2 separate regions of the Homo sapiens genome follow, and region 1 is linked to region 2. A link is a contact called in ENCODE Hi-C or POLR2A ChIA-PET data. All regions are on one chromosome and are shown on one strand. The core of a region is the stretch at or near the end of the contact, and the rest is flanking DNA. Distances in the headings are between cores, read along the strand shown. Region 1 overlaps KCNK13 (potassium two pore domain channel subfamily K member 13). Region 2 holds the start of KCNK13 (potassium two pore domain channel subfamily K member 13).

What was found. Hi-C counts contacts between places; a loop is a spot of excess contacts on that map. ChIA-PET counts read pairs that join two places held with the same protein, here RNA polymerase II (POLR2A). Pooled maps may share reads with other maps.
Region 1: a map of endothelial cell of umbilical vein shows a loop between it and region 2 (4-fold over the local background). The contact joins the enhancer-like site here to the promoter of KCNK13 in region 2. A Hi-C loop is called at or near these places in 1 of 168 maps with a recorded cell type or tissue (endothelial cell of umbilical vein) and 1 of 50 pooled maps. POLR2A ChIA-PET finds 5 or more read pairs at or near these places in 1 of 52 experiments (BJ).

What each region holds. Positions count from the first base shown.
Region 1 is chr14:90,138,729-90,142,079 of GRCh38, reverse strand. All of the region lies in intron 1 of KCNK13 (potassium two pore domain channel subfamily K member 13), which reads right to left. Among named protein-coding and RNA genes, the nearest start is that of KCNK13, 78 kb to the right of the region's middle. Within about 2 kb of position 1,624, at least 3 of the 41 ENCODE cell types and tissues checked have a DNase peak (open chromatin) inside an H3K27ac peak, as active enhancers do; they include endothelial cell of umbilical vein, where a contact is called at or near this core.
Region 2 is chr14:90,060,061-90,063,271 of GRCh38, reverse strand. It overlaps KCNK13 (potassium two pore domain channel subfamily K member 13), which reads right to left and starts at 1,278. Exons shown (of 2, transcript NM_022054.4): 1 at 733-1,278. The coding sequence starts at 1,066. LOC124903406 reads right to left here. Exons shown (of 3, transcript XM_047432048.1): 2 at 2,361-2,870; 3 at 1,539-1,910. The coding sequence ends at 1,646. RefSeq lists enhancers at 1,336-1,835, 1,836-2,337 and a silencer at 2,586-2,975.

The DNA of each region.
Region 1 (3,351 bases), core at 375-2,874, 78 kb before region 2:
CACGGTGGCTCATGCCTGTAATCCCAGCACTTTAGGAGGCTGAGGCGGACGGATCATGAGGTCAGCAGATCAAAACCATCCTGGCTAACACAGTGAAACCCCATCTCTACTAAAAAAATACAAAAAAAAATTAGCCAGGCATGGTGGCAGGCACCTGTAGTCCCAGCTACTTGGGAGGCTGAGGCAGGAGAATGGTGTGAACCCAGGAGGCGGAGCTTGCAGTGAGCCAAAATTGCGCCACTGCACTCCACCTGGGTGACAGAGCAAGGCTCCGTCCCCCCCCCCAAAAAACAAAACAAAACAAAAACCCAAGAGGGCATAAGGCTGGGCGTGGTGGCTCACACCTGTAATCCCAGCGCTTTGGGAGGCCGAGCCCAGCAGATCACTTGAGGTCAGGAGTTCGAGACCAGCCTGACCAACATGGTGAAATCTCGTCTCTACTAAAAATACCAAAATTAGCCAGGTGTGGTGGTGCACACCTATAATCCCAGCTACTCGGGAGGCTGAGGCAGGAGAATTGCTTGAACCCTGGAGGCAGAGGTTGCAGTGAGCCAAGATCGTGCCATTTCCCTCCAGCCTGGGCAACGAGAGCGAAACTCTATCTCAGAAACAAAACAAAGCAAAACAAAAAAACCCAAGAGGGCATAAGGATGCTTGGGCATGATGCATCTGTTCCTTACCTAAATCGCTTAGATGGTTTCAGGAATGCATGTATTTGTATGCATTTGTGTACTCATTAAATTGTCAAGTATGTGCAGACTATTGTATGTCAATTATAGTTCAAGAAAGCTGCAAGAAATAAGAGCTATGGTTTAAAACAAATAGCTCTGGTTATACTATCAAGCCTCAAACTGTGACGCCACTTTCTTGTGTGTGTTTGCATTGAAGGCAAACCCTCCTGGGAATGCAGTCAACCTTTGAGTCACTTCCTGAGGGACAGGCAAGTAATGGAGGAGGAAGGGCTGCTAGCAGGGTCCAGCTCTCTTGGTTTTGACCTGGGGAAGCTACAGTGTCCAGGAGAACCCCCATTTCCAGGGGATGGGGTGGCAGGTGGCGGAGTGACGCCCTTCCTTCTCATTCGCTATGGGTAGGAGCTTAAATTGGTCAGCTGAGAAACAACGTAACTTCCCCTAATGTGAGAGTGGGTGGCTGAGAGCTGTGGGGGGCTCAGGTCCCCTCTGCCACATGTTGCCTTTAAGTTGCCATCATTTACTTCCTTAATCTGAATTCTGCCAAAAGTAGCCAGAGGAATGATCATTAAAACATCCACTGCGCCCCGGGGAGACAATGACCTTTGCTGATTTATTTCTCATCAAGGAACTTAAAACTTACAGAAGTCACAGGCACATTTATCCGCAGTTCCCATCCAAATCCTTAACCCGCAAACTCTACGGGGCATGACTAATCTTCCTCAGATAATTCGGAGGGTACAGCAGGATCTTACAGGGAATCCTGTGGGATTTTCAAGGGCGCAACATTAAAATGAAATGGGTTTCAATTTATTTCCGTGCTTGTCCAGTTTTAGTACCAGATTTCTCTCTTTAGAGAGAGGGGACTCGTCTGGAAGGGATGATGACTCACAGTCCCCAGCCCTGCACCAATGTTGAACAGTTAATAGCACCATTCCTTTGTTCCCTCTTCCCCCAGTATCAAATTACTGCCTTGTAGTACGGTACGTTAAAATGTTCATGTTCATTGCTTCTCAATGGGTCTTCAAGAACCAGAATGTTTTTGATGCGTGGTAGGACTTCAAGAACCAGAAGAAATGAACAAGTCTCTTACATCTTTTATAGGTGAGAACAGGCACTGGGAGAATCCACCTCTTGAATTTAAGGAGCCTTGCATGATGGCTCAGAGGCTCTGAGGTGTGGTTTTTCTCCCTGTTCTTATAACCACACTCCAACATCGAACCCCAAAGCCAAGGGGCCTGTTTTAACCCTTACGTCTCCAGTCTCTTTCATGATAATTTGCCTGGTTCCCCTGAAATGGTGGGTCCTGCATCCCAAAATCTCAAATCTGACTACCTGCCATCTGCACAGTCACCCCACAGTCGAAGACCTCACTGCTGGTCTGGACCACTGTGCACGTTCCTAGCAGAATTTTTTTTTGTTTGTTTTTGAGACGTACTCTCGCTCTGTCACCCAGGCTGGAGGGCAGTGGTGTGATCTCGGGTCACTGCAACCTCCAGCTCCCAGGTTCAAGCGATTCTCATGGTTCAGCCTCCCGAGTAGGTGGGACTACAGGCGTGTGCCATGACGCCCGGCTAATTTTTGTATTTTTAGTGGAGATGGGATTTTGCCATGTTGCCCAAGCTGGTCTTGAACTCCTGGGCTCAAGCGATCCACCTGCCTCGGCCTCCCAAAGTGCTGGGATTACAGGTATGAGACACCGCACCCAGCCCCTATCGGATGTTTCTGCTTCTTTTCTTGCTCACGTACAACACTGTTTCCTCCCAGTGTCAGAGTAAATTGTTAATGTTTCATTATGAGAGTGATCATTTAAAAATATAAATTGGATCTCATCACTCCCTTGCTTAGAATCCTTCAACGGCACCACGCTGTACAAAAGGAAAGAACTCCACCTCCTCACTGCCTTACAGGGCCCCCGCATGCTCGAAGTCTTGCCTCACCCCCAGCCCCATTTCATCACACTCTCCCCCTTGCTCACTGTGCCTTAGCTATGCTGGCCCACCACAGGGCCTTTGCATCTGCTATTCTCTCTGCCTGGAATGCTCTTCCCCGATTCCTCATTCACACTGCTGGATGCAGGTCTCAGCTTCAATATCACTTCCCCAGACCCTTGGCCACCTGAAGAGTAGCCTGCCCCGCTCCCCAGCTGCATTCAATCATCACAGTCTGTGTTTGTTTGCTTTCAACATCACTTGCCCCATCTCAAATAACCTCTCATGTATTTATGCAATTTATGATAAAGTTAAAGCTCTGTGAGAGGACGGACCTCACCAGTTAGCATCTCCAGTGCTAACTGGATGTCTGAACCACACTGGTCCCATGTGATTCTATCCTTCTAGAGCCTTCTGAGCCCCACTGTGCCTGATTAACGGAACAAAACACTTTGTGCCTTGCTGACCTTGCTGACTTCCCCAGAGCCCCACTGTTGCCTTCTAGACACTGCCTGCCTCGATGTGTTTTTTTCTGGCCATACTCTTCCCCTGGCCATTTCTTCTGGGCCATATAACAGAAAATTAACCCCAGAAGCAACCTCTTACCAGCAGTCAAAGAGATGTCACTAGTGGGTATAGCACCAATCTGTGCAAATTGGAAAGAAACTCCCCTCTGAGAAGAAAAAGGCCCCATGGGTGCAGCTATGGAGTGCAGGCAGGGTGGGCTTACC
Region 2 (3,211 bases), core at 29-2,528:
CCTCCATCCCATTAGCCAGCAGACCTTCCTAGTCTTCCTTCCACCACTCCAACCAGCTCATGGGGCCCCTGAGTGCGATTCTCTCCTACTCTAGAGTGCAACCGCGCTTTCAGTTCCCAAACCCAAGTTATGCCTAACACGAATTGATTCAGCCCAAAGGTCACTTCCCTGGTTCTTCCTGGTGGAAAATTTTCCATCTTTTGAACCGTCATTGGCACTTTTGCTTCCTCACTTTCAGTCTGCTGTTCTGATTTTTTCTCGGTAAGTGTGAAGTCGAGGGCAGAATCTTTTAAAATCTGCACTTCCCCTCTGACTGACTCAGTAAATGTTTAGTTTCCTGTCCCTATCTGTAAAAGCCTTCTTCCCCATGAACTCAAGCCGTGTCTCCTTCATTAGACTGAAAATCTCCCAGAGCAGAGCGTCTCCAATTTAAGGATCATTCCAATCCTTTGGGGACTTTGTTAACATGCAGATTCTGACTCGGCAGGTCTGCAGAGGGGACTGAGACTGCATTTCTAACAAGCTGCCAGGTGACGCTGAAGCTGCCGGTGCCTGGACCACATTAGAGCAGCGGGGAGGCAATACCACCTGTTGATCAGGCGACAGCTCATGTCAGTGGAGTCTGGCTGGGCGCCCAGATGGATGAATGAAAGGATGAGAGGGTCGGTCCTGCCCCCCGGAGGAAGTGGAGGCCGCCCGGAGGTTGTCAGCGAGTCCGGCCAGCACACTTACCTATGGTGGAAACGACGGTGCCCACGAAGTAGAAGGCGCCGGTGAAGTCCCAGCGCGGGCGGACGTTGTCCACGCGGATGCCGGCCCGAGTGGCCTCCTCGTAGTGGCGGAGGAAGCCGCGCAGCTCGTCGCGGCTCAGGTTGTGGCCGCGGCTGAAGTTGGCCAGGCGCTCCTCCCAGCGCTGCTTGGCCTGGCGCTCGTGCGCCAGCTCCAGCGCGGAGAAGACGGCGGCGCCGCCCAGCAGGTAGAGCACGATGAGCGCGGCCAGCAGCAGAAAGCGCGCGTTGTCCTCGTTCAGGTGGCCCGGGCCCCAGCTGAAACCCCGGCCAGCCATGGCCGGGCCCCCGGGGGCAGCCCCCAGGCCCACGGCACCGGGCGTCGGCGGAGTCTCGCCCACACCCCCGGGAAATAAGGGCCCCGGCGCTCAGCCAGCTCCCGGGCGCCCCACCGCCGGCTCGCCCATGACCGCCGGGCTCTCCCGCAGGCCGCGAGGCTCCCCCGGCCGCCGCCTCGGTAGCTCCTGTGGCGCCAGCTCCCCACGTCCTCCTTGACTCCTAGTTTCAAATCCGCTTTGTCGCCGCCGTTCCCCTCCACTCCCCCTGCTCTCCTCGGAGTTCTCCTTAACGCTGAAGGTCCCGGGGAACGGGCGCAGAGTTCACGTCTGCTTGGCGCTGGGATGCGGGCGCAGTTTCCACCCCGGCTCCCTGTCCGGCTCAGATAGGGGAGGGGGCGTGGCGCGTCTTCAGGGCAAGCTCGAGCCAACTCGAGTTTCCCGCAAAGAGACGGTCGCGGGGCGGGGCGGGGCGGGGCGGGGCGGCGGGGGGGGGGCGCGGTCCGGAGGTCTGCGGGTAAGCAGAGCGCCGGGGTCCTGGGTCCTGGTTCCTTTGACTATCGCTTCGCAGGCCGCCGACGGCTAGGACACGGGTGTCAGTCTGCTGGCTTTGTAGGTGCCTCCCCAGGTAGATCGACGATGGTGCCTCCTAGTTGTGGTCGTGGTGTCGCGCTGAGCCTGTGGCCTCCCGAGTCTCCGAATCGGCTGCCGGGGCTTAGGGATGGAGGGGGTCCAGGGCGGGCGCACGGAGAGAGGGGCTGTGCTGAGCGGCGTCCGAGGGCTGCGGCGTCCGAGGGCTCCGACCTCCGGCCGGGCCCCAACGCTGCGCATCCGTTGGGCGGACGGGCTGGAGAGAGGAGACCAGAAAGGGAGGTTGGAACAGGGAGCAAAGGAAGTTAGGGGCTTCTCCCCCGGGCAGCCTCCCTCGCCTTGACCATGCCAGAGCGCCCTTGGTCTCTGGATCCTGCGCGGGGGCGTCCTCTGCGCCTACTAGTAGGCTCCGCCCGGACCAAGCGCGCACCGCGAGCCAGCCCCGCTTCCGGAGAGGAGGCCAAACACTGGGGGCTGGAAGGGCTCCGCGGCCAGGAGACCTTGACCTTGGAGCGTTCCATCTCTTCCCCCCGGGCTTGGCTGCCTAGTGCGTTCCAGAGTTTTGCCTGGACGCGGGGTCCGCGCAGAAGGCATCCCCCACCTCATGCAGAACAGTAGCAAGGCTCTCCAGCAAACCGCCGGGGCCCCCTCCCCGAGACCCCGCCTTGTAGCGGGCGCTGGCGCCGCTGCCGCGCTCAGATCTCACCTTCCGGGGAGCGCCCTCTCCGCGCCGCTCCGTCGGGACTGTTCCCGGGCCTCCTGGCAGCCGCGGCCCTGCCCTGCCAGCCGGCGCGCGGAGCACAGGTCCGCACCGCGCTCTGCCTTCTCAGGCGGGCGCGCTCCGACGCTGCAACAGGTAGAGCCGTGCGGCTGCCAGCTGCGGCGACTCCACCCTGTCGCCCGCCTCCTTGCGCGCGGGCCCGCCTCCTGCGCTGGTCTCCGCGGGTAGACGCTCGGCGTTCGAAGGGCCGACCCGGGGCTGCGGTGCTCCCACCAGGGCGCGCAGATCTGGGTAGTGGATGCAGAACCGGCTGGTGGGACGCTCAGCCGGTCCGCGTGGGCCCTCCGGGGCCGGGAGAGGGCGCTCTGCCCCCTCCAGACACATCCCGCCCCCGCCCGCGCACACAGCCCCGCGCGGCCCTCCGGAATCACCCGCCCGGGCGTGTGGGAGCGAATCTGTACGCGGAGAGGAATGGATACGTGGGCATCTTCCCACCTTCCGAGAGAGCGGTTTCAGGCGCAGAGCCCCACACACCGCCCTTACGCACCAGGAGCAGAGACAGAAGGGCTAGGAGCCCTGTTGAGTAAAACCGTGTGATTTCGAATAAAGAAACACAGCTCTGGCGAGTGCATTTTCATCAGAAACCCTGGTGCTGTTAGCAGTCCTCTCGGCTCTGTTACTCACTCCCCAATGCCCCTCTTTCATCTAGCCTTCTGAGGGGCAAGAGCTTTAGGGGCATCGCGAGAATGGGTGCATGTGTATACACCCAGGGTGAGTACTGCAATTACCTTTTAAATCCATTTTATTATGAAAAATTTCAAACATTCTAAAAAGTT